Regions from separate parts of the Mus musculus genome. Here all the other regions are linked to region 4. The links are chromatin loops, found by intact Hi-C in ENCODE. Cell type or tissue: gastrocnemius. All regions are shown on one strand.

The links. Peaks named below come from ENCODE experiments on the same cell type or tissue, not always from the same donor. Only the 100,000 strongest peaks of a DNase experiment are listed, where the experiment ranks them.
Region 1: it touches region 4 in a loop (3-fold over the local background); 9 of 42 quality-filtered maps call a loop at or near these places.
Region 2: it touches region 4 in a loop (2.6-fold over the local background); 10 of 42 quality-filtered maps call a loop at or near these places.
Region 3: it touches region 4 in a loop (9-fold over the local background); 13 of 42 quality-filtered maps call a loop at or near these places.
Region 5: a loop joins it to region 4, with 8 times the contacts of the local background. A loop is called at or near these places in 18 of 42 quality-filtered maps.

Annotation. Positions count from the first base shown.
Region 1 is chr2:180,469,879-180,474,878 of GRCm38, reverse strand. It overlaps Slco4a1 (solute carrier organic anion transporter family, member 4a1), which reads right to left. Exons shown (of 12, transcript NM_001355218.1): 6 at 3,621-3,775; 7 at 2,630-2,825; 8 at 2,309-2,474; 9 at 2,046-2,218; 10 at 1,712-1,776; 11 at 1,217-1,365; 12 at 29-775. The coding sequence ends at 635. Among named protein-coding and RNA genes, the nearest start is that of Slco4a1, 16 kb to the right of the region's middle. In gastrocnemius, CTCF peaks have their summits at 2,012 (motif pointing left) and 4,867 (motif pointing left); DNase peaks (open chromatin) are centred at 1,628, 1,939, 2,281 and 2,527.
Region 2 is chr2:180,563,603-180,568,602 of GRCm38, reverse strand. All of the region lies in intron 3 of Gm30144 (a long non-coding RNA gene), which reads left to right. Among named protein-coding and RNA genes, the nearest start is that of Mrgbp, 15 kb to the left of the region's middle. In gastrocnemius, a CTCF peak has its summit at 1,911 (motif pointing left); a DNase peak (open chromatin) is centred at 1,896.
Region 3 is chr2:180,654,838-180,659,837 of GRCm38, reverse strand. It overlaps Dido1 (death inducer-obliterator 1), which reads left to right. Exons shown (of 16, transcript NM_175551.4): 16 at 1-1,875. The coding sequence ends at 499. Among named protein-coding and RNA genes, the nearest start is that of Tcfl5, 15 kb to the right of the region's middle. In gastrocnemius, a CTCF peak has its summit at 2,267 (motif pointing left); DNase peaks (open chromatin) are centred at 370, 2,251, 4,511 and 4,916; H3K4me3 peaks cover 514 bases; H3K27ac peaks cover 528 bases.
Region 4 is chr2:180,743,141-180,748,140 of GRCm38, reverse strand. No RefSeq gene overlaps it. Among named protein-coding and RNA genes, the nearest start is that of Gm30455, 18 kb to the right of the region's middle. In gastrocnemius, no CTCF peak of the experiment used is centred here; DNase peaks (open chromatin) are centred at 1,215, 1,341 and 2,669.
Region 5 is chr2:180,675,808-180,680,807 of GRCm38, reverse strand. All of the region lies in intron 6 of Dido1 (death inducer-obliterator 1), which reads left to right. Among named protein-coding and RNA genes, the nearest start is that of Gm22502, 20 kb to the left of the region's middle. In gastrocnemius, a CTCF peak has its summit at 1,917 (motif pointing left); a DNase peak (open chromatin) is centred at 1,876.

The DNA of each region.
Region 1 (5,000 bases), 270 kb after region 4:
AGACATAAAACATCACACAAGGATCATTGGTTTAAATATTAAAATATATTATGTACACACTCTAACCAAAAACATAGAAACACACTGTCCACACAAGCTGCGTGGCACCTCAGATGGGATCAAATCCTCAGTGCAGTTTGCTTGGACATGAGTCACATGATCAAGTACAAAACTGATTCCATAAACACCATTCAGTGCAAAATATACGTCTGGACATAACGATTCAAGTCGCTGCTGCCCCGCATGGAGGCCACCGGGCTTCCAGGACAGGCAGTAAGCAGATTCAAGCAAATTACCCAATAGCTGGCTCCACAGGATCATTCCCAGGGCACTGCTGCCCTGCATGGGGCTTCTCAGTAGACACAGGAAATCAGGATCAGGTGATGGTCTATGAAATGTAGTGACCCCCTTTCAGACTCCAGGGCTTGGGGAATGTGTCTGGTTCATATGTGACCCCTATGACACACGTGACTTCCTCCTTAACGCCTCAGAGGCTGCTCAGTCACAGTGTGGGGCAGTGCGAGACCCCAGAACACAGTGTGAGGTTTTGCAAGGTCCTCAGTGTTACCGCCCTGTGGGGGTGGGTCAGGGTTTCCAGGAAGAGTCCTCAGGAAATGTGGAGAGGCCAGCGCTGTCACACGTTGCTCTGGAGCTGTTCTGTGGGACTGTCAGAGGCCGAGGACTGGCTGGGCAGGGAGGCCTCTAGACCATCTGAGGACACGGAAGGGGACTTGTAGAGAAAGTAGGCGGCGACGAAGAAGAGGAAGCCCAACACCTGGGGAGACAGGAGGAGACGTTGGTCCTGGCCAGCCTGGGGATTCTGCCCAGCTGTGAGTGCCGGTGTAATACTCTGCCTTACTCTTTCTGGAACAAAGACACGCCTTTCTGTATGATCAGCCCCGCATGAGACACCAGTGCTTCACTTAAAGAATGAGAACCACCTTTGGTTAAAAGTAGGAGCCAAGGGAAGGTGGAAAGACCTGGTACGGACTAGACAGGGTCCCCTAAAAGGCATGTACCACCCTTGTCCTTAGAAACCGCTAACAACACAGTCTCTGTAGGGCTGAGGAAGGACCTCAAGATGAAGTCTCCTGGATTCAGGGTGGCCCTAACCCCGTGGCCGAGCCTTTATATAAGGCAAGGTAGGAGCATGGTGGGGAGGCGGGGGGGGGGGGGAGGGCAGAGGTGGAGGCAGACGCCAGAGGAGCCATCTCACCTTGAAAGTGAGCCCTGCGATGAGCATGTACCGGCTCATGGCTTCATTCTCATACACGAAGCAGGAGCCCTGATGACCACACTGGTCTTGCCACAGCAGGCAGGCCTTGTCAATCACCCAGCCAAAGGCAATGGGCCCCGGAATACTGCCTGCCAAAGGAGAGAGTTCACTTAATATCCTAGTGGGTGAAGAAAGGATAGGTCATCGGGGAAGACCCTTGCAAGGCCACTTTGTCCATTTGTGGTTCCAGGGGCAAAGGGGAGACTTAACTCCCTTTTTGCAGAACTGGCATTGGGTAGGCGCACCATGGTTTCTCAGGAGGGCCTTTTTATGTTGAGGCTAAGAAACCTACAGGGTATATAGAAGGACAATGTGTCCCTCTAGTGGGCAGTTAGGGAAAAAGCCCTTCTCAGTGTGGCCCATAGCCTCATGCTTGGTTCCTTATGCCTGAAGCACTGCACAAGTGTACACGGCTTCCTCACCCCCACGCAGTACCTAGTGTTCTTACGACGATCCACTGGATCCCCAGGGCAAAGGATCTTTGCCGATCACTGACACACCTGCAATAAAAATTGCGCTATCAGAGCCCATGGAAGCTTGGCTGTGCACCTCATACCCCATACACCAGCAAGAGTCCTGGGCAAGTTCAAGGCCACATCACCACCTCCCTAGGTGCCAAGCACCTCTTTGGGGACCAGAGACAGTCAACTCCGATGCCACTAGAATGAGGCCCATTTCCAGGGCCTGCAGCTACCCGAGGGCCCAGCAGCATCTGTAGAGCGCCACCTGCTGGTACTGCAAAAGAAAATGCGGTGAGAGAGCTTCTTACCGTAGAGTAGCAGTTAGCGCTGGAATGCTGCTGAGGAATGTAAAGATAATTACAACGAACACGAGAACCAGAAGGAAGGGCTTGCTCTGACAGGTGGAAGCGCACTTCCCTGCGGTAGCATTGCCCCAGCCAGAGGAAGCCTTCTCAAGGATACAGCTACAGCCTCGGTATACCTGGGGAGCCCAACAACAGTGCTGATCACACAAAGGCAGAAGTTTCCGGGTCCCGGCCAGAGAGGGGGATGTGGGCGTGGCCACACTCACCTTCTGGCCACCCAGGTCTGTCTCGGCATCAGCAGGGCAGCCTGCGTAGCAGGGAGAGTAGTACATGGTGCCATCTGAGCCACACAGGGGGCTGTAGTGCTTCGGCTGGCAACAGTAGATGGCGTTGCAAGCTGCCTTTAGGTCCAGCTGTCCTTTAGGCAGGAGGCTACAGAACCGGCATCAGGCGGTATGTTAGCAGGTGTTCAGGCTTCCTGGTAGACTTCCCTACACATGTTACAGTGACCTTCACCCCCTCCCCAACGGTGCCAGCCCTCCTCAGGAACGCAGGGCCCCCACGTGTAGGGTCTCTACTAGGCTCACCTCCCAACGTAGCCGGTGGTCACACCTGCCATGTGCACATTGGGGCAGTGCATGAGGAAGACAAAGAAGGCTAGTAGGCTGGTCAAGGTGCAGAATAGACAGAACCTGATGATCCCAGAGCCACGGAGCTTGAACTTGTTTACCAGGAAGCCACCTAGGAGTGTACCACCACCGCCTGCTGGCACCACCAGGTATCCTGAAGAAGAAACTCACTTAGTGAGGGCCAAAAACCCCCTGATCCTGTCATTTCTGCTGCATTAGTGCGGACACTGAGGAATGGAAAGAATCATCCCTGCCCATCTCTGCTCAGGGATAGCTGTAGGAGTAGGGTGGGTTCTCTCTGTGCAGTGGACCTGGAAGCCCAGAGCCCAGTGAAAAAGGCATAGGGTGGGTGTACATGGGGTGAGGGTGTCAGCATAGGAAAGTGCAAAGAATGGAAGGGAGCTATCAGGTGTGGGCATCTGGGCCAGATAAGGATGTGTCTGGAGAGAGTGGAGTCACCAATATGATACCCTCTCACTACCCAGACAAGACCTGCAAGGTGGGCTGCATCTGATGGCTTCTATCCATACTGGTCAGTGCCCTAGGCTGATCTCAGCACTGACCACTGAGGGCATGGGGGCATCTCCAGGCAGAGGTGTACCTCTCTCATCAAGGATGTACCCTGCCCTCAGCTTAGGGAAGCCATGATCTGTAGAGTAAGGACTCTAGATGGTCCCTGCAAGCCAGCCTGGCACAGAGCTCTGTCAGGCAGGTACGGTGACTCAAACTTAGATCCCTAAGACTCTGGGGCACCAACTGCATGGCCCATGGGGACAGCCTGGCCCAAACCCTTTCTGTAAGGAGTGGTAGGTAAAGTGGCTTGCATGCAGGAGTTGGCCTTCCCTTCCGTCTTGGAGCACTGTCCACTTGGAGTTTGAAGGCTGAGGTTAGTACTTGCAGGAGCTCCACCTGTCCCTGAAGAGCGCTCCAATGCTCAGGGTCTCCTTACCGAACAGGGTGGCAGCCTCGGAGGCACTCAAGCTGAACTGGGCCTCGAAGAACTTGGGACCGAATGTGGACATGCCGGCAATGAGTGTGGCTTCAGTGGCCCCTGCCAGGCAGAGCAGGATGAACGTGGGGTTTCTTAGAAGGAGCCAGATGGAGCTGGGGTAAAGGGAAGAGAGACCAGAAAAAGGGAGAAGGGTCAGCATGCGCCAGACTGCATGCAAGGAACCTGCCGTTCCTGAGGCCACCCACACAGGAAAGGCACTGGGTTTGAGAGGGCAGTGAAGTGGTACCCCCATCTAGCCCAGAGACACCCAGAGTGGGTGAGAAGCTGGGCTTGGCAGGTAGTGAATTAATGGCCCCACTGTAAACCTTTGGTACCCTGTCCACAAAGCTATTAAAACCAATTACACAGACTATGTCACTGCTGTGGCCGATTTCCAGTTTCAGTGTGCGGACATGGATAGACCATGAATGGATGAAGATAGTAATTGCATCTGGTAGGCACTGGGACGGGACAAAATAGCAGAAGTGTCTGAGTAAGGGGTAGAGAGATGGTGACCACCAAGTTCAGGGCTGGACAGGGCTAGGAAGGGTGCTACTAAGGGACTGGGGGGGTAGGCCCCCATAAGACTCATACTCACCCAGGAGCTAGGCCATCAAAAGAATGGGGTCTCTAGGAGGTAGGACTCACCAAGGGGCTGAGGTCTCTAATGGGATGGGGCTCACCAAAAGATGGGCCACCAAGGGGCAGGGGTCACCAAGGGGTAAGAGGTCACCAAGGTATAGGGACCTAGACTGGGTAGGAGTCACCAAGAGAGGTACAGGTTGCCAAGCACAAGCTATAGAGAGAAGAGGCAGGCATCTTCTGGGTTTGGAAACAGGGGCCACCTTCAAGGAGTCCTGAGTCGGTCTGGCTTGCTCCCTTTCTCTTGGCTTGTACTTAGGGGATGGTGGCTGTAGGAGTGGTAATAGGCTTGGTGGTCAGATACAGTCTGTTAATCCCACAGTGACTCTGGCCTGGAGTCCTAAGAATCCAAGGTCCCAGCACTGTCAGAGCTGGGTTCCCACGCAGGGCTCTTTCCCTCCATTTGCCACTCTGTCTGGAATGTCAAAGACATCAGCCACACGGTGAGGTGGTGACTGAAGTGCCTTCCGCAAGGCAGAGTGACCAGGGTGTGACAGCACACCCATCTGACAGGCGGGCGATTCTGAAGGCTCTGCCTCCTGCTGGCCTGGAGTCAGGCTGCAGCTTCCCTGCTGGCTGGGAGTCGGGCTCCAGGTTTCCTGGGGTGAGTGAGGACTGTGTGCCAACTGTGAGGCTGATCATGAGCTATTAGAGCTCTTGGGAGCAGAGCCTGAACTTAGTCCTTCTTGGACAGCT
Region 2 (5,000 bases), 180 kb after region 4:
GATGGTGTAGTAGGGGTTCTGAAAAGAGGGGATCAAGGCTTTCATGGCAGGGAGGTCTCTTGTCACATGCTTTTGAGGATGAGGGAGTTTATAGCACAAGCCTGTAGCCAGGCTCTCTGATTCTCAGGCAGGAATCAGAGAAGAGGGTGGAGGGCAGGACAATGACCTCTCAGGACAAACACACTTCTCCAGGGGAGAGAAGTAGGAAGCTTGTAGGAGGGGGAGAACTGAAGTTTATGTGTGTGCACATGTGTAGGTCCCTGTAGAGGCTAGAAGACGATGTAGGATCCTCGGGAGTTATAATTACAGGTGGTTGTGAGCCTTCTGATGTAGGTGTTGGGAACTGAACTCAGGTCCTCTCTCTACAAGCAGAACAAGTCCTCTTAATCACTGAGCCATCTCCTCAGATCCATTCTTTTTTCATTTAATCCAAGAAAGGACCAAATATCTTTCATTTGTATATTTGATCCAAGAAGATTACCAAACAGGAAATCTGTCTTTTTTCCCACTGGGGTACTGATTGTGAATTTAAGTTGACGTTGTGTTCTGTGTTAGTCTGGTCAAGATTCTGGAGACACCATAAGGTCTTCCAAAAAGATCCATTTCACCTTGGTCTGAATTTCGGACATCGACTTTGATCCCAAGAGGTATGCGATATGTGATTCCATATATGTTATAAACGTGGGTTTGAAATTTGAATATCCCTATAAAGACAGACAAATGGACACGTCTGCTAATGTGAGCTCCACGCCAAGCATTTTGAACAGCTGAGAATATAAATGTGAATTTTAAATGTTTAAATGAATTTAAATGTTTTGGTTGCTTTATTTGTGTGTGTGTGTGTGTGTGTGTGTGTGCGCGCGCGCGCGCGTGCGCGCGCGCGATTCATGAGAGAGTCTGGATAAAAGAGACCCTGTGTGTAGACACAGGGGTCATAGATGGACTTCGGTTTCTTCATCTGCCATTTTATATTCTGTTGGCTTGCGACAGGCCCTCTCATTGCATTGGAAGCTTGCCTCTGTGGATAGACTGGCAAGCCAATTGAGCTCTCAAAACCTGTGACTGCTCAGATTACTTGAAGAGTGGAACAAAAGAGAGTAAGGATGTGTTCCTTTGTGTGAGGACTGTGGACAGGTGTGTATGTGTGCTGCATGTATTTTGATGCACACATCTGTGAAGAGCTGTATACAGTGAGAGTCACATTCCCAGCCACTGAGAAGCGACCTGTATATCTGTTTGATTGTTTGACTGAGTGACCAATAAAGTTGCTCAATAGAGATTCAGGCCTCTTTCCCAGATTGCTCGGGAGGTTGGGAAGGTGGGATGTGCTAATCTGACTCTCTCTCAGATCCTTTGACTTGGCAGAGACAGACAGAGTCCTGAGAAGATAACTACTTGCCTTATCAACCATCCTGGAAGAAAACAAAACTATCTACAAGAGTGTGAGAATCAGCCTCTCTTTCTCAGCATTGGTCATTCCTAAAAGATATGGAAGAGAGCGCACACTTGGCAGGGAATCCAGCAGCACTGTGTCTTCCTGGGCTACTGTAGCCATTCCTATAGGAAAATCTCCACGGTGCAGGCAGTTTTGACATCACCTATTTTGAATATAGCACTTCTGGGGCCAATATTGACTTCAACCATTTCCACAGCACCCCTCCCCCAACCCCGCCCCCTTCCTCCCCACCCCCTCCCCCCAGAGATCAGTGGCAGCTCATCAGTAACTACTGGGATTCAGAGTCCAAAATCTCAAACTCCGATCTCCAACATCTAAGAGAAGGAAGTCGCAGCTGAAGACAGCATTATGGCACTCATCATCAACAAACTGAGAGTGATGGTCAGGTCTTTGCTGATCCCAAGGACAACGGCTGTAAGTCCTGGGCAAAGTGATAGAAGAGCGCCCCCTGGTGTTGCATCCAGAAGCCTTTCTGTCCTTATAATCTGGCTGTATGGCTACAAACATCAGCAACTCTGGCAACGCCTGAGTTGATGTTTAACTTTGAAGATGTTTCTTCCGATTCTGGATCCCCCCAGACACGTTATGAATAAAATCTCCAGTCTCCTGGTAGAACAGTCTCTGATATCTGAAAGAACGGCAGGAGGAGACCAAGCTTGCTTTTTCAAGGGCCGGTGAAGTGGAAACTTAAGGGTTCTTTGAAAAGTTGGTTGGATGGTGTTTTGCTGGGGCAAACACGTGAAGGAGTGTTCTCTTGAAGTGGACATAGGTGAAAGACTAAGGCAGACACGTGAAGGAATGTGTAGCTGAAGCAGACACAGCAGAAAGGATATTCTGCTAAAGCAAGCGTGAGAGAGAACACGTGATGAAAGATTCTTTGCTAACAACACCCATGTATTGGCCTGTCTTACACTGCATGGCTGAGCTGCATTTGTCAGGACTCCATAGAGAGAAACACACCAAAAAGAAACTTCTGATGATGTGTTTACCGAACTTGACTGCTGGTGTATCCGTGAAGTGTTTTCTAGTGGATCGAGAGGTCGCTGCTAACCTATGAACTGAAATGCCGATTTCCAGACAACATAGATGGGAGTTGCTTCAAAGAACCTTTCTAAACAGGCCCACTTCCCCATATCCTTTGTTCCCCACTACCTCTGGTGGATGCTGGGCTAAAAGGGAACCATCATTGAAAATAGATTTTGGAAAAATTAAAATTATAGCCTGGCCATGGACTATGTCATCAATGAGTACCAGAATCAGGGGACTGAATCAGTCTTTAGATCTTAAAATTGAGGTACTAGGTAGGCAAGACAGCAAGCCTGAAGATTTGAATTCATAACCCAGAGCATATTTTTAAAAGCCAGATATGTTGGGGGGGGGGCTAGAAAGATGGTTCAGTAGTTAAGAGCACTGGCTGCTCTTCCAGAGGGCCCAGGTTCATTTTCCTGCACCTAGATGGTAGCTCATAACCACCTGTAACTCCAGATGGATCTTCAGTGCCTTATTTCACCCTCCTAGGGCATCGTCACATGTAGTACACAGGCACACATCCAAGTCAAACACCCATACAAGTAAAAAAAAATTAAAGATGCAGATGTAATAACATCGCTGTGCCATTCCACTATGCCTGCAGTGAGAAGGAGGGAGACACAGGAGATCCACGCTAAGTAGTATGCAGTATGGCAGAAACAACAGAGAGACCCAGATTCAACAAAGGAGGGGAGAAAGTTGTCTTCTGACCTCCACACATGGCACCCCCACCTCACAGCACGTATACACAATAAATAAGTAAGAAAGAACTGAAGTACTAACTCAGCACAAGATAGACCAAGTATTCAAAATGGTCTGATGACTAAGACAGCACCCTGTGGTATGGTTAAGGGAAGGTTTTCATTGTGCATAAGAGAGAGAAAAAAATATATCTAGAGGCATCTGGAAGAGTCCAGAGCAGAGAGAAAAGGAAACAGACTAGACCTGGTCAGGGCTGTCTGTCAGAGAAGAGAGAATGGTGAGAGTAGGGAGAGAGCAAGAGATAGTGGGGGATGGGGAGAAACCTTGCTGCTATAAAAGAACACGTACAAACATGCACGTTCATGTACACAATGCACATTTGCACACATGCACATAAATGCACACATGCACACACACATGCTCACATATGCACACATGTACACACATGCCCATACATGCACACATATGCATACACATGCACATACACACGTGCATGTGCACACATGAGTGAAACAGTAATTTTCTAATCTGCTGAGCATTTCCAAACCTCCCCATGGCTAGCACACTCCCCCCTCCAATATTCCTGAATTATTACTTTCTAAGATCCACATATATTTCTGGATATATGGGCTGCCTTTTGTAGTTTGGGGAAATGGAACTTCCCTTGGAACTGACATCCAACATGGGTGCTGGGAATTAAACGCACCACACGTTCCAGTAGTTGCTCCTTAAATTATGGACCAACCTGGCTTTCTGACTGACTGGGAACAGAATCGCAGGCACGTTTAGCTGGTGTGTGGGAAGCAGGGTGTCTGGCTACTGGGGTGGGTGTGGGGTGGGTGTGTACCAGGGATGTGAGTAGTGGAAGGACCTCTTGCCTTTTGGGGGAGCACGGGTGTCTTGGGTTCCTCTGGGCTCCCCTTTCTCAGCAGCACCCGAAGGCACCTCATCTAGGGCACAAAAGTCAAGAAAAAGCTAGAAAACATGTCAGGAGGAACACAGTATCTGGTGGGTTCTACAGGGCTGTCCCCACCCCTCTTCCAGGTCATATGGAGCTGAGAGAGCTTGTGCATAAGGGGTGAACATAAAAACAATCCTTCCAGCCCTACAGAAACCCCTGTCCCCGAAGGCAGAAGAAAGGAAACAGTTACAACATGGGATGACCAATAACCCTTAGCCTAGCCCAAACTACACAGTACATCCCAGGCGATTGTTGACAGCCTGCAATGACATAGCTTCTTGCTGCCTTCAGCCAGGCAGACAGGCATCGCATGCATGTTTTCAGAGTACACAGTTACCAGCTCCTCCAGTGGGAGGACTTGACAGCACCATTTGTCACATGCATGTCATCCCAAACCCACCTGGAGATGGTGGGGCCCATCTGTGCTTGCTAATTGGGAAACAAACTTCCGGGTGCTTCTCAGACAGGAGGCAGTTTAGCTCCCAGCCTCAGGCAGGGACTGTGGGGCAAGCGCCATCTTCCCTGGTGTTAATTTCAAAGAGATGGATGGCTCCCCATCCTCCTGAAAGACTCCCAGCTTGAATGCCCGCTAGAGGCTTATTTAGCTTTTACAAAGGTTTACACACACGTCAAGTACATCTCAATTACAAATGCAAAGTAAAAGCTGAGGGAGAAGTGAGCCTCTCTCCCTTTTTAACCAGGGAAGTTAATTTTCCTCTTTCTGCTTTCGGTTGTGCATTTATTGTTCTTCCTGGTAACCCTTGCAGAGTGCCAATGCCGGCTCTCCCTTGAGACAGTGGAGACTGACAAGCACAGGGGATATTAGCTATCACCACCAACGCTGGAGTGTAG
Region 3 (5,000 bases), 88 kb after region 4:
GAGCCCAGCTTTTGAAGGGAGACAGAGGGAGCGATTTGAAGCAGGATCTAAAGAAAAGCCTCTGGACGAGCCTGAAGCCCAAGGGTTGGAAAGCCGGCAGGGCCGGGCATTTGAGGATAGGAGGCGAGAGCGAGAGAGAGGCAGAAACTGGAGTCGAGAAAGAGACTGGGAGAGGAGCCGGGACTGGGACCGGCATCGGGAGTGGGATAAAGGCAGGGATAGGAGCTCCAACAGGGACAGGGAGCGAGACAACGACAGGGCTAAGGAATGGGACCGGAGCCGCGAGAGAAGCCGGAATCGCGACCGGGACCGAGAAAGGCGGCGAGACCGAGACAGGTCCCGCAGCAGAGACCGAGACAGGGACCGTGAGAGAGCACGAGACAGGGACAGGGACCGAGGCCGGGACCGGAAGGACCGCAGCAAGAGCAGAGAGAGCCCTCGGGACCAGAAGCCTGAGGCCAGGACCTCTGAGGGGGGCCCTGCTGCAGCCCAGGCCTAGAGGCCATTGCACTCGGGGCTGGGGACACGACCTGCTGGTGTGGACAAAGACCTGTGTCAGTTATTGTGTATATAGGCTCAGCCTGGCAAAGACCCCTTTAAAAGCCAAGTGCATAAAATGTGTTGAGCAAAGAGTTTTTGAAATAGCTATGAACTTATATACAGGATATAATATTCTGGACTTCAGGAATTACTGTAATTTTGTGTATAATGGTTTGTTACAAATTTTCCCAACTTTACAATTCTGATTTTTTAAAAATATTTCCATTTAAAATTAGAGAAATGGGAAAATGTCTACAAAAGCATATTGCTTTTTTTCAGATTATAAAGTTTTTTCCAATAACTTGACTGGTGTAAGTTTTAAGGGGATTTCAGTGGACCTTAGAGCTAGCTTTCCCTGTGTAGCCATCTCTGCTTCCGTCTATCCAGGGGCTTTCCTCAGTGCTGTCCTAGTCGGAAAGCACTATTGTCGAGGTGAGCTGGGGGCTGTGCGCAATTGCAGCGGTGGAAGAACTGCCTTCTGAGGCCCGCCCAGCTCCCAGCAATGCAGCACCTTACAAGTTTTTTCAGAACTTAATTAGAAATAGCCTGTCCTAGTAGAAATTGTAACATTTTTAAATAACAATTTATTTTTAAATGTTCAAATTTATCAGCCTAAAGAAAGAAAGATTCAGTTCAGAGCATTTAAGAGGGAAGAGACAGGAGTCAAGCATTGCCCATTGCTGCCCTCTGAGTGGCTCTGCAGACTGACAGACTCCAGATAGGCGATGGGTTTGGAAGCTTCTCAGTGGGATGGGGCAATGTTTGTACCAAATCTGGAAACGAAGAGGATGGTGGTGAAGCAGCCTGCTTCATGGAAGGATAACTGCTGTGTCGCCCCGGTTGCCTCTAAAGATGCTGTAAGAAGGCTGGCTAACGTATCTGACTGTGCAAATATGTTTGATAGTTCCTTTTATATTTTCATAAACTTACTTTTTCAGATAGAGAATTAGCTTCGTTTGTTCTTCGGAGTCTTATTTCACTGTACATCACTACAGATTTTTTCACTTTATAGCACAGATGTTTAAGTTGAAAAGACATGGGAAAATAGCAATTTGGGATATTTGCTATTGTAAACCAAATAGTAGGCTAAATTACATGAAAGTGTCAGTTTCAACATCTAATATGTGAAGGTTTTTTGTTTTTTTAAAAAAGTGTAAAGTAAAATTTTCTAACTTAAATGCACAAGCATAAAAATCAAGTGTGTTTCTTTAGGTTTACTTTGTAGAAATTTCTGTACATTGTATTTTGTATTGCAGAGTGTTATATCACTGTCCATTGAAACACAGGACTCCATAGGTTTTGTTACTTGAAGTAGAATAAATATCTACAGAGTTCTTGTCTCTCTCTTCACTCAACCTTGACCCCTAGTTGTCACAGGTACAGGCAAAGGCATCCCACTCCCTACTGGCAACCCTACTTGTGTGTTGGATGCTGCCGGCTGTGCTACGGTATCACCGCCCACAGAGTAATGTGCTGGCTGATGTTCTATAGAGAACCCTGACTGCAGGTTCATGGGATTACAGGCAGCCTGGAGGTGTCACTGGAGGCAACATGCGCCTTGGCAGAAGGTAGTGGGTCTGAAATGCATAAGTGCCATGGATAGAATCTAGCCTTTCACTGCTGGCTTTTTTAAGGGAGCTGAGCTGTAGAGCCAACATTCTAGTGTAGTTGGCTCAGCTCAAGTACATGTGGTCCTGCCCTTGACTGCCACCTACTGGTAAGACTTGGACCTAAATCCAGCTGCTACATCCCCACATGGTACCCAGTGCAGCAAGAATTTGGCAGGATGATCCTGACCAGCACCCAGCTGAAGTGTTTGCTGGGGCAACTCACCAAAGAAGCCCCTGACAGCCATATCCACTTTCTGTTTTAAGACAGTCTCACTATATAGCCTCAAATTGACAGCAATCCTGCTTCAGCCTCCTGAGTTCTGGGACTGGCACCATTCCTCTAGTTCTCATCTTAACTTTACATGTGTGCCTTGGCTGGGTTATATCACTTGTATTTATTCTCAGGCTCCGTGAAACCTATTGCAGGGTTGTATTTATTCCAAGGCTCTGTGAAACCTATTGCAGGGTTTGGTGGACAAAGCTTACAGCTCTGGCACACCTGAGAAGGCAGAGTAAGGGGAAATGAAAAGATTTATTAGGGGCCCCAGGGTATGGTAGTGCCCTCCACCTCATACTAGACCCCTGGCAACACCAGCTAGGACATACGTTGCCAAGCCCAGTAACAAGCAAGCAATGGTGTCTGTGTCCCAGCGAAAGCAGTGATGACTGGGTATGTCTGCAGTCATACCAAGGGCAACAACCAGGGGGAAGGCAGCTGGCAGGTACTGGATCTCAAACCTGCTGCTTCCCACAGCAGCAACACGTGTGGGTGTGCAGGGTGATGGTCAGCTAACTTTACACCCAGCAGACTGTCAGTAAAACATATTTGCTTTCCTCATTGCTGTGACATATCTGATAGAAACAAGGGAGAAAGGAAAGACTGATTAGTACTTCAGGGTCAGTGCTTTGTGGAGACAAACAGCAGTCATTGACAGTGAGAGCTTGTGGCCTGTCCTCACATCTTAGTGAATCAAGAAGCATCCCTGGGGCCAGAGAGATGGCTCAGCAGTTAAGAACACTGGCTGTTCTTCCAGAAGTCCTAAGTTCAATTCCCAGCAACCACATGGTAGCTCAATACCATCTATAAATGGATCTGATGCCCTCTTCTGGCATGCAGAAGTACATAATGATAGAGCACTTTTTTATATATATAAATATATATTCATTATATATATATATATATATATATATATATATATAATGAATCTTTTAAAAAAAAAAGGACAATTTAAACAAAACAAAACATTGCTCAGGACCTGGAGTACAGTTTGGCTGAACCCCTCAAAGCCACCCTTCCCTAACTTGGTGGCCTATGTCAACCAGCTAGGTCCCCTCCCTGTCTTAAAGGTTTTATTAGCTCCCAGAGCAGAACCTTGTGTATTCAAAATTTTAAGCCTGTGGGGGACATTTCAGAGCCAACTATAATACTTTAATCTACTTTTTTTTAATTAATAAAATTGAGATTGTGTATAGTATTGTAGGTTTACTGGGTAAATCCTCAAAGCATACCATGTTTACAGCAGGGCTTGGTAGCACATGCTTTGTAGGTAGACAGATTTCTGAGTTTAGGGCCAGGGTTGCATAGTGAGACCCCGTCTCAAAAACAGTATTGTTTACAAAGTTTTTACTTTAAAAAGAAAAAAAAAGTATGATTTTTTTTTTGTTGTTTTTTTAAACTTAGCTTATTTTGGAGTCACCTGTGTTCTGTAAGAAGACCTGACCAACTTATTGGATCACCAAACTCGACTTTGGTAGAATTGTTTCTTTTTCTGTCACCAGAGCCTTATCTGAGGTGAACAGAAATGTTCACATCTTCCCAGGAAGTTAACACAGTAAAAGCTCACCAGGTGGGGTGCGGGGTGGGGGTGTTGGATGTGGTGTGGGGGTGGGGGATGCAGTGGGTGGGGGGGTGGAGTGGGGGAGTGCAATGGGGTGTATCTACAACCCTAGCACTTGGGAGCCTGAGGTAGAAAGACAGCTCAGGACTTGTACGTTTGTAAAGTCCCAAGTGCTGGTGTAGAAAACCAATGGGAAGTACCGGAAGTGTGCACGAAAGCCCAAGGCTGCTGTGACATCCTGGTCAGTGCTGGAATGGTCTGCCTGCGCCGTTTTGCTTTGCCATGCTGGTTTCAGGGACACAATTACCAAGTGAAGCTCCAGGGAACAAAGACTTGTGCAAAGGGCGCTGTGTGGCTCCATAGAAGCCTGGTGCAAGAAGAGGGTCTGGCCCTGTTGATGTACTTCATGCTTTACTGCTCAGGCTTCCTACCTCTCTGCCCTTTGGCCTCGGGGAATACTGCCCTACAGGCCTGGCGTCATTGTATAAAGCTGGCCAAAGACCTGAGGCCTCACGGGCATGCTTGCTGCCCCTCTGCCCTCAGGAGACTTGTGGCCATCTGTCAACCTTGCTGCCTGAGTTCTTTGTCTCTGAACAAATCAGAGTCTACAAAGACGGGGAAACTGTGAGCAGTGTGTTATTCCATGATGCACACCAGTGTTGTTAACGACCACAGTGCAACTGGGGCCACAAAGATGTAACAGGTGACAAGCAGAACACCCGTCCCCTTAGAAAATCTAGCACTTTTCAAATGACTTACAGAGTCACCACCCACTCAGCAACAGTCAGAGCCAGCTTTGTTTGAGGGGATATAATTGCACCCAGGAAAGAAAATGGACTCTGGGGACTGAGCTGTTGGAGAGGCTGTGGCCCTGCTCAGGCTGGCGCTAGGACAGGTACTCAGGCCGGTGCCAGAACAGGTGGTTTCCCAGTGCTGTACAAGCTGGAGGATTGGGGGAAGCAGTAAGGGAGGTTCTGGGGGGGCACTGCCCGTGTTTGTAAGCCAGGGCCCT
Region 4 (5,000 bases):
TTACTCTCTAGCCCTCCTTCTTTCTCTTTCCCTTCCTCCATCTCTCCACATGGCCATGGCCAGCCTCTCTCTCTCTCTACCTTCTCTCCTTTTTCCCTGCCTTTCTACAATAAAGCTCTAAAATCATTTAAAAAAAAAAAAGGTTAAGATATTTCTATTTCTCTAGAGTGCTTTCAAACTGCAAACACTACCAGCCTAAAAGCAGGCTGTAATATAATAAATGTATTTGCTTTGGAGGAGACATTCTTTAGAGTCTTTAAATTGGAGTTATAGGGCTGATGATAAAAATAAAATCTGGCTGGGCGTTGGTGCCGCACGCCTTTAGCCCCAGCACTTGGGAGGCAGAGGCAGGCAGATTTCTGAGTTTGAGGCCAGCCTGGTCTACAGAGTGAGTTCCAGGACAGCCAAGACTACACAGAGAAACCCTGTTTTTAAAAACAAACAAACAAACAAAAATCTGTTCGAGTTATCCTTTCTAATTGTGACTGAACTTGTATCCCTGGACATGTAATAAAAAAATCAGACATATAATCTGTACTTCTTGCATATTCATTAGCCTGTCTTTGTTCTGTGAAATGTGTATAAATAAAGAGGCACCTGGTTGCTAGTCAGTCGGAGGTCCGGAGTGTTCCGATCAGTCAGTTAGAGATTCAATTTCCTCCCTTGAAGACTCCTCATCTCCTCTGTTGGCTGTCCTGATTGTTGGAACAGACCCTAGTATCTCAGAACGAAAAGAAATGAAGCTGGCACCAGAGGTTTTGTGTCCCTAAAGTCATGGTTCTCCAGGCTTCCCCTCCAGGACTTGGGCCCTTGGGGAACCAGTGGGTGTGTGGTGCAGCATTCAGGGGACTCTCAGTCTCCTTCTCTTCTGTAGCCTTGGGCCAAGGTCCTCTCCTGTTCCGGCTTATGACCCTCATGGCCTCCAGCCCCCAACCCCCAGCTTCAAATGAATCAAGAGCATCTTTTGTATTCCAAAGGCCAAAGGGCCAGGCTTGCCTTTAATTAAAATGCACATCCTTTAATTAAAGGCCCCATAACACATGAAGGGCATCACTGAAATACGACGTGTGACATAGTCATTACCCCGCTGTTAATTACTAATTAATGAAGCTATTTCAATTAATAGCTTCCCCACCACCACTCCCCCTTGGACGGGCCCCATGCTGAGGTGAGTCCCTGAATCACCCTCGAAAACTGGCTTCTTGCCAGAGACTCTAACCTGAATATTCATGACTCAACTTCACTGCTTTTCAATTAAACATAATAAAGTAAACCCTATCAAAAGTATATTTCTAGCTCACAAACCATCTCCTTTACTACCTCCCTTAGTAGGAGCCAGTGGGTGGGGGAGGGGTTGGCAGACAAGGGAACAGAGAACACTGGGGACTGGAGGCTCTGCAGCCCAGGGCACCATCCCAGATCTGATGGCTTCACCCAGAAAACTGATGTCCAGGGGTTCCCAAGGGAAGAAGTGGGCACCTCAAGGCATTGTTATCCTACAGCTGAAGGACAATAGCCCAGAAATAGGGAGACAAGCCTAGAGATGTGGAGGGGACATTAACATACTAATTATGAATATTAAGCAGCCATTAAAGACTCTGATTTAAAGGAATGACAGGGAAGTCTCACCTAAGGTAACTGGGGGGGGGGGGGCAGCCCTGTACCTGAGCTGAAGCTAGAGGTGGGGGACTCCTAGGGAGGTTTGCACAGGACTTCAGGAGCCTGTAAACAGGTCAGTTACTTGAGCAGGCACAGTCTCAACTGAAGGGACATTCAGGCAGAGATAGGAGGGATCAACCAGTTGGTTCACAGAGACACTAGGCATGACCAGGCTGCAGGAGATGTGTCCACACCTCCAAACTCCCCTATGAATAATCTAACAACTGCCACGAAGACTGTGGCCAATCCCAAAATCTTTATGCATAAAGTGGGCTAGGCCCTGCAGCATCCCTGTTTAGTCCTAACGTGCCTCTCTTGTTCTAGATTAGATTCCCAGGAGACTCATCTCTTAATGGGCCCCAGTGTGGGAAAAAGAGTCTCTTTTTCCATAAAGAATTGACTGTCCCCTGAGGTGGAGTTTGAAGGTCTCCAGGACAGTCTACTAAAGTCCCACGTGCCCAGGGAGGACAACTCTCACCACCTACACTGAGCCCAACATCTAAAAGTAACTCTTGCTCTGAGAGGATGTGAGAACAGGCTCCCAGGGGCAGCGAAGGGCCTAGGGTGTGAAGAGGAGGATGCGGGAGGGCGGGTGCTGGAGAACCACATTACAACGTCTTTTGGAGACTCTGGACCTGCAACCTCTCTGCTCAAGCCTTCCGAATCTTTTCATCAAAGGTGGAGTCAGGAGCCCCATGTCCAATTCTCCTGGGCAATAGGACGTACCCACTGTGGATGCTCCAGACTAAGGGCAGGACGGACTGGTCGAAAAGTTCTTACTTGTCATACATCCAACATGCCCATCTCAGCCCTGGGGAAGAATCGAAGACCTAGAAAAGGTTCCTCTTGGCTTCACGTTTGTCTTTACCTCACTATGAACTGGGCTTGACTTCTCCGGTGCCTTTACTTCAATGCTCTCTCAGCCCCCTTCTCTTCTATGCTGCAGAAGACTGGCCCCTCCCTCACATTGTGTGTCCTGAGACGGACGCTAGGTGGCACCAGTCCCCACAGAATCCTGAAATTTAACGTGGCCCTGTCTGGCAGTGCCCTCTGTCGGCCAGAGGTGGAATATAAATGGCTGTATTCAAGGTTGTGGGCTGAACCGGTAAAAAAAACCCACCAAGACTAGTTCACACAGGCATAGCTACCCACGCACATACATACCCACACGCACTTATACAGACTCTATTTCTAGGAAGCTAAAGCAAAGAAGAGGTGTCTTCCAGGTTCCAGGCCCATGTGAGAGAGGCCCCATCAAACCCCAACGGGAGCCTGGACTGGCCCAGAAGCTTTAAAAACATGTTTCTAGCCGGGCGTGGTGGCACATGCCTTTAAGCCCAGCACTTGGGAGGCAGAGGCAGGAGGATTTCTGAGTTCGAGGCCAGCCTGGTCTACAAAGTGAGTTCCAGGACAGCCAGGGCTATATAGAGAAACCCTGTCTCAAAAAACCAAAAAAGAAAAAAAGCAAGATAATAAATTTTGCATTACCTGTAAACAGGAGGAGAGGGATTGGGAGAGGGAAGGGGGAGGGGGAGGGGGAGGGAGGGGGGAAGGGAAAGAGACTAACTCAAGGCAGGCTCCACCCCTTGAGCCCGGGAGGATGGGACTGTCTTAGTGTTTTCTTTCTTTTTTTCTTTTCCTTTCTTTCTTTCTCTTTCTTTCTTTCTTTCTTTCTTTCTTTCTTTCTTTCTTTCTTTCTTTCTTTCTTTCTCTTTTTTTTAATAAAATGTATTTTATGTGCAATGTATTTTTTGACTGCAATGTACGTCTCTGTGAGGGTGATAGAAGCCCCTGGAACTGGAGTTACAGATGTGTGATCTGCCGTGTGGGAGCTGAGAATTAACGAACGTGGGTCCTCTGGAAGAGCCGCCAATGCTCTTAACCATTGAGCCACCCCTCTAGTTCCCGTCTTAGTATTTCAATTGTGCTGTGATTAAAACATCCTGACCAAAAGCAAACTCAGGAGGAAAGGGATTGTTTCAGCTTACAATTTCCTGCTCACATCTCATTACAGTGGAATCTGGAAGTAAGAATTGAAGCAAAGTTGCTAGCTTGCCTCTTATGGCTTGCTCAGTCTGCTTTCTTATACAACTCAGGACCACCTGCCCAGGGGTGGCACCCCACACAGTGGACTGGCCTCTCACATTAATCACTAATGAAATGGCCCCGCAGACTTGCCTACAGGCAATCAGATGGAGACATTTTATCAACTGAGGTTCCCTCTTCCCAAATGACTCCAACACCTTAAATTGACAAAATGCTAGTCAGAGCAGGGGCCTTCTTAAATATGGCTACCTAGCTTCAAGAACACAACTATGGAAGGTGTGGAAGCACAGCCTGAGGGTCCTAGGGTGCTCCTCGGACTGAACAATCAGGCCTCATCCTACAAGGCCAGGTTAGAGAGATAGCTCATTGGTTAAGAGCAATCCCCGCTCTTCCGGAAGACCCAAGTTTGGTTCTCTCATACTGGGCAGCTTACAACTGCCTATAATTCTAGCTCTGGGGAGCTGGTGAGATGGCTCAGTGGGTAAGAGCACCCGACTGCTCTTCCGAAGGTCTGGAGTTCAAATCCCAGCAACCACATGGTGGCTCACAACCATCTGTAAAAAGATCTGACGCCCTCTTCTGGAGTGTCTGAAGACAGCTACAGTGTACTTACATATAATAAATCTAAAAAAAAAAAATCTAGCTCTGAGGAATCCAATGCCCTCTTCTGGCCTCCCTGGGCACCCCAAAACATGTGGCACACACATACACACACACACACACTTTTTTAAAAAAGATTTATTTATTTTATATACATGAGCACACTGTAACTGTCTTCAGACACACCAGAAGAGGGCATCAGATTCCATTACAGATGTTTGTGAGCCACCATGTGATTGCTGGGAATTGAATTCAGGACCTCTGGAAGAGCAGTCAGACTGCTCTTAACTGCTGAGTCATCTCTCCAGCCCCTAACACACCAGTCTTAAAAGAGTATTTTTATTCAAAATTGGAAGACCACAGAAGAAAGTTTGTGCTCACAGGTTACTTCATGGCACACCTGGCTCAGGGCATCTTGCTCTGGAGATTTGTGCACACTTCTGACAGGAGTTGTGCAGATGGGTGAGCGAGCACTGCTCGTGCACCAGGACAGCAGAGAGGGTCTAACCTATGTCACTGCTAGCCCAGGCTGGTGCATGAAGAGGCTGGAAGTGGACACAGATGTTTTCTTCTACAGTAACTCCATTTTTGAGTCAAGGTCTCTCACTACATCTGAAGTTCACCATTTACACTAGAATGGCTGGTCAGTGTGCTCCAAGATTTGTTGGGTGGGGTTATGGCGCACATCACTCTAT
Region 5 (5,000 bases), 67 kb after region 4:
CCCATCCACCTACAAACTCAAACCTGGGGAGTGGCTGCATCCTGCACAGGCGACCAGGTGGGTGGTAGAGCAGGGAGAACATGGGGTTTCCCAGGGCATCTTGAGGTGTGGGCTTCAGGAGCACATTTCATGGGGTCATGAAGGCGCCCTGTGGCGGGTACTAGAAACCTACAGGTGGGCCTGTGTTTTATCAGCTGCATGAGCCGTTTATTTGTCTTCACAGTTGTTAGTGGCAATAAAGGGGATAGGAGAACGGCTTTGCACATCTTAACCAAGCCCCTCCCAGTTTGGGGGGGGGGGGACAAAATTGGTAATGAGGGGGTTAAACTTGGCAGCTGTTGAATAATATACATAGAGCTAAAACTTACTAGGTTGTTGGTTACATTCTTTTGGTATCTTGCTTTTTATAAGTCTTTTAAAAGCCCACTGTTGAGAAAATTGGATCATAGCATTAACTTGAACCTGCAAAGTGAGCCCCTAAGAGTACTCCAGTCCTATAGCTGTCCCTGTGTCCTTCACCTCTCTGAATGACCTTCCTGTAAACTTAAGGAGCTGTGGATCAGAGTTAACACTCCCAAGAAAATCCTTTTGATGGCATTGCTGATCTCAAGAGTGCAAAGGTCTCCTCTGAAGATGCCTGCCACAATCATTAGTATAAAGTGATAAAATGCTTCTGATACACACCAACATGCACATAGTTAACATGCTTAGTATCCAGAAGTTAGAGTGTAAACGTAGATCAGATTCTTGGCTGCTTTAAAGAAGGTTTGGGCAACATTGATTTGCCACAAACCTGGAAGAGCTCGGCAAGAACCTAAGGTAACTGGTTGCATTCTCTACACCTGGTTATCCACTGCACCTCCAGCATTGGCCCCATTAGGTCTGGAGGGTCTAGGAAGGCACACAGATTGTTGTAATAACTTGGTACAAAGAAATAATGGTTAAAATGAACTTGGCTGAAGTCATCTGTACCTGGTATGTTTGGGGAAATCTGAGAAACAGCAGCTCAGCTTCCACGTAGCTGGGCAGATTGAACACACCCACATGGCCCTCACCACACTGTATTCCAGTGACTAACAATGTAAGAAATTACCAATCCAACATGATTTAAGCTGAAGATTTCAAGATCCTATGTGATTGGTTAAGATAACTTGCAAGAGTTGGTCTCTGCATTAAGATGGAAGTCAAATACTGGACATGAGTAAGAAAAGATTTTCATCTAGTTGGATGTGGACCTCTGCAGGGTCACATGTTTAGTCACATGCATAGTCACTGGGCACTCATCTCTGATGTAGCCTGTGCTGCTTTGTCCAAGCCTCGTTTTCTTACATATAAAACTAAATTGGTAACTTCTCTTAAAGATAAGTATTAATTTTTTTTGATGGTTTCAATATCAGTCCCGGCCACCTTTTTCAGTCCTGCCTCAGCCTCCTGAATCCTGAGATTACAGGCATGTGCATGAGGTGTGGGTAGAGGGAAATTATTTATTTGAAGATACTTAAGCATGTCTAGGAAGCAACAGCAAAAACATTTCCACTGCCACCTCACTGGAAAGAGGTATGGTGAAGCAATGGGAAGTCCTAAGTTACATGAGCCAGAGCTGAGGAACAGAATTCAGCACCTGGCCTTGTTTCAAGGTGCTGCTTGATCACTGTCTTCAAAAAAAGCAACTCCCCTTAGGCTTCTGGAGGTGAGATACCTGCATGGGGCCAGCCTGCCCTCCTAAGACTAGCCATCAGGCAGCGTGACTGGGATGGGTGGGACTATAGGTGTGGACCCCTACCCTGCACCTGGATCCTGTTTCAACTTCATGCAGTTGTGGGGTTCTACCTTGGGGGTACATGAGCAGGGTTTGTTCCCCTAATGCCTTTCTCTTTCCTGCCTTTGTGGATCATTACTGCCACCTGGTGACCAACAGAGCTATAGCAACCTTACTAATGGACCCATGGTGTGAGAATAGAGTTGGGTTCCCATGCGGAGCACTCTACTTCCCTACTCCGTCAAACTTTCAGCAGCTTAGTTTCCATTACAAAGAACTGGTCATGACAACCTTTGCTTCCACTAGTAGTCCACAGGACTAGAGATGCCTTCCTCCTTAGTGTTGGTCAATACCTTCTTACCCCACGAGAGGGCAGAGAAAGCTAGTAGTAGAGACAGCAACCCACAGTGTAAAGTGCTATTAGTAAGATGGGTCTCTCATGAGTTACAGCTATGTAATTTTTATATAGTTAAAAGTGAAGTGAATTCTTCAATTGGAACAGTAGCTCAATAGGACGTTTGTCCAGTATGCCCAAGCCACAGGTTTTTGAAAACCCAGTATTGGGGTAGGGAATGGAATAAGGATTTGCAAATTCATTCATTGTTCTATTCAATCATGAAGGTCAATCCCTGTTGCTGGCATTGCTGCCCTAAGCCAACACCACTATTATTCCTACCTGTAGGGGCTAGAGAAACATGCCAGTCCCTTGAGCAGTTGCAATGGGTAACTGTTGCCCTGTTTAACACCACCCAAAATAGAAGGGGGCTTGGTGTTTCAAGATGCTAGTAGGCAAATGGTTAGGGAAAGCCATCATTTATGGGACATATCAGTTTAATTACATAACATGACTTTTATGCACTGTTGGGAGTGTGCCTAATGTGTCCTAACGTCCTTAAGAGGAAAGAAGCCACCAGAGCTGTCAGGCTGCAGAGTGATGGTTAGGGAGTTACGTTAATAGGTGGTCTTCAGGTATAGCTGCTCTCAAACCATCAAGTGTGTATACTTGGAGTGTCAGGAATAACTGAAATGTAGTCCGGCCAAGAGAGATTGGGTCTTTGGTGGAACCTCTGGTTTTGAATTCCCTGTTTGTGACCAGAAAAAAAACAACACAGATGTTTCAGGCCATACTACTATATGGAGGGGCTTTGTCGAGGGCTGGGTGATGCTTTGTTTTGTAGAGTGGAAGTCAGCTGGCAATCTAGTACACATTTATTATACCCCTGTTCAATGTCACACTCGTATAGCACTTGGTCCATACCATTATCTGAGTGTTCATTCCTTCTCTGTACCTTCCTCAGAGGACTCTTCTAATTTTTAACCACCACACAACCCAGCAGTCAGATATGAAGGTAAATTGCTAAATATAACTGGAGCCAAGAGTAGTAGACATCCACTGCAGAGTCCTTGGACATTGTCCTTGATCTATGGGAACCTTGGCTCAGAATGTGTTTTCTCCATATATTTGTCATGTATACTGTATTGTAAAAATAATTTCTATTTTGCACAGATCTGCCTTTTGGTATTTTCTGTCCTCATCTAGAAAAACATCAGAGTTTTAGGTAGATGTCATTGTCACTCTGCAAACCCCCTAAAGTGCTTTGAGGTTGAGGTTTGGCATGCTTCTGAGCAAGTATAGAGTTCACCTGTAGCAGTCCTCTGGGATGGAATTGAAGGGCTTCAGATGAAATGCAGCTTATATTTAGGTTCCTCAGTACCACTTTATAATCAGCCATATGGCAGTGGTTTAGGCTACCTCTCAGACAGGTTGGTCGTCAGGTCTGGCAGTACCTGATGGTGTCCCTAAGCATATAGAATAGCTTGTTGAAGAGGGCTGTCCTTGTATGTGGCATCTCTGCTCTTTGAGCTCTCTGCCCTTCCTGGGAAATTGGAAATGGTTACTGGGAGCACAAGGTGGGAAGTCCTCATTTATGATCTTAAAGTCATGCTTCAGTCATATACATGCTTAAACTGTAGTGTTTAAGGATTGCCTATCTAGATGAACCATCTCATAGTTGTTTGTTTCTTGCCGGTAGGACACCTGTCCTGAACCGAATGTTGCCAGACATTTCCTTACCTCATCTGACCACTTGGACTGCTGGTCAACATGTTAGACAAACAGACAAACATCATTCAGTTCCATGGCCCAAGCAGGACTTGGAGGAGGGGAAGGGTGGAGGGAGGGAGGGAGGAGAGAGAATGAATATGAGATTGAGTATGCCAGAGTTTATTTCCTCCTTGAACTATGTGGATCTTGTGACCTGAACTTGGACTTGCCCACAGGTACCTCTTTTTAGACATTTTGTGTGCCTTTGATGCAGGATTTTAATTAAACTGATTTGATTGCCCACTGGCATCTAGAAGTTTTGGTGCAAGCAAACCTTGTGACTTAGCATTTGTTTTAGACAATCTCTTGGTTTTTCAAGACAGGGTTTCTCTGCAGCTCTGGCTGTCCTGGAACTAACTCTATAGACGAGGCTTACCTCAAACGCTTCGATCCACCTGCCTTTGCCTCCCAAATGCTGGGATTAAAGGCATCACCATCATTACCCTGCTTTGACAAGCATTTAAAATACCTGGTTGTCATTTTTACCCTGCTGAGGGAATTAGGTGTGTGTGGGTTGGGGGTGAGGTCATATAAATGGGCATCAATCATTTTAGCATCTGGTGCTCATTGCTCCCTGGCCTTTCATCAAGAAAAGGAGTCTGGTGATTTCCTTTCACATAAATTCAGCAGGCTGAAGTCTTCCATTCTGGCATCTGACTTTTGGTGTGAAAATAGGTTGGCTGATCTTCCCTATAGCAACCTTGTCAACCATGTCTACAGTGAGCTTCTGCTGGAGGGTGATGAAGTAATGTGTATCCTTTGCTGACAAGGTGTCCACCCCTTTAATCCCAGCACTTGGGAGGCAGAGACAGGTGGATTTCTGAGTTCGAGGCCAGCCTAGTCTATAGAGTGAGTTCCAGGACAGCCAGGGCTATACAGAGAAACCCTGTCTTGAAAAAACAAAAAAAAAAGGTGTCTACCTCCAGGACCCTTGGGGGTTGGAGAGTGATTTTTCTTCTTTCCAAAAGGTTTTTAGGGCCGGGCGTGGTGGCGCACGCCTTTAATCCCAGCACTCGGGAGGCAGAGGCAGGCGGATTTCTGAATTCGAGGCCAGCCTGGTCTACAAAGTGAGCTCCAGGACAGCCAGGGCTATACAGAGAAACCCTGTCTCGGAAAAAAAAAAAAAAAAAAAAAAAA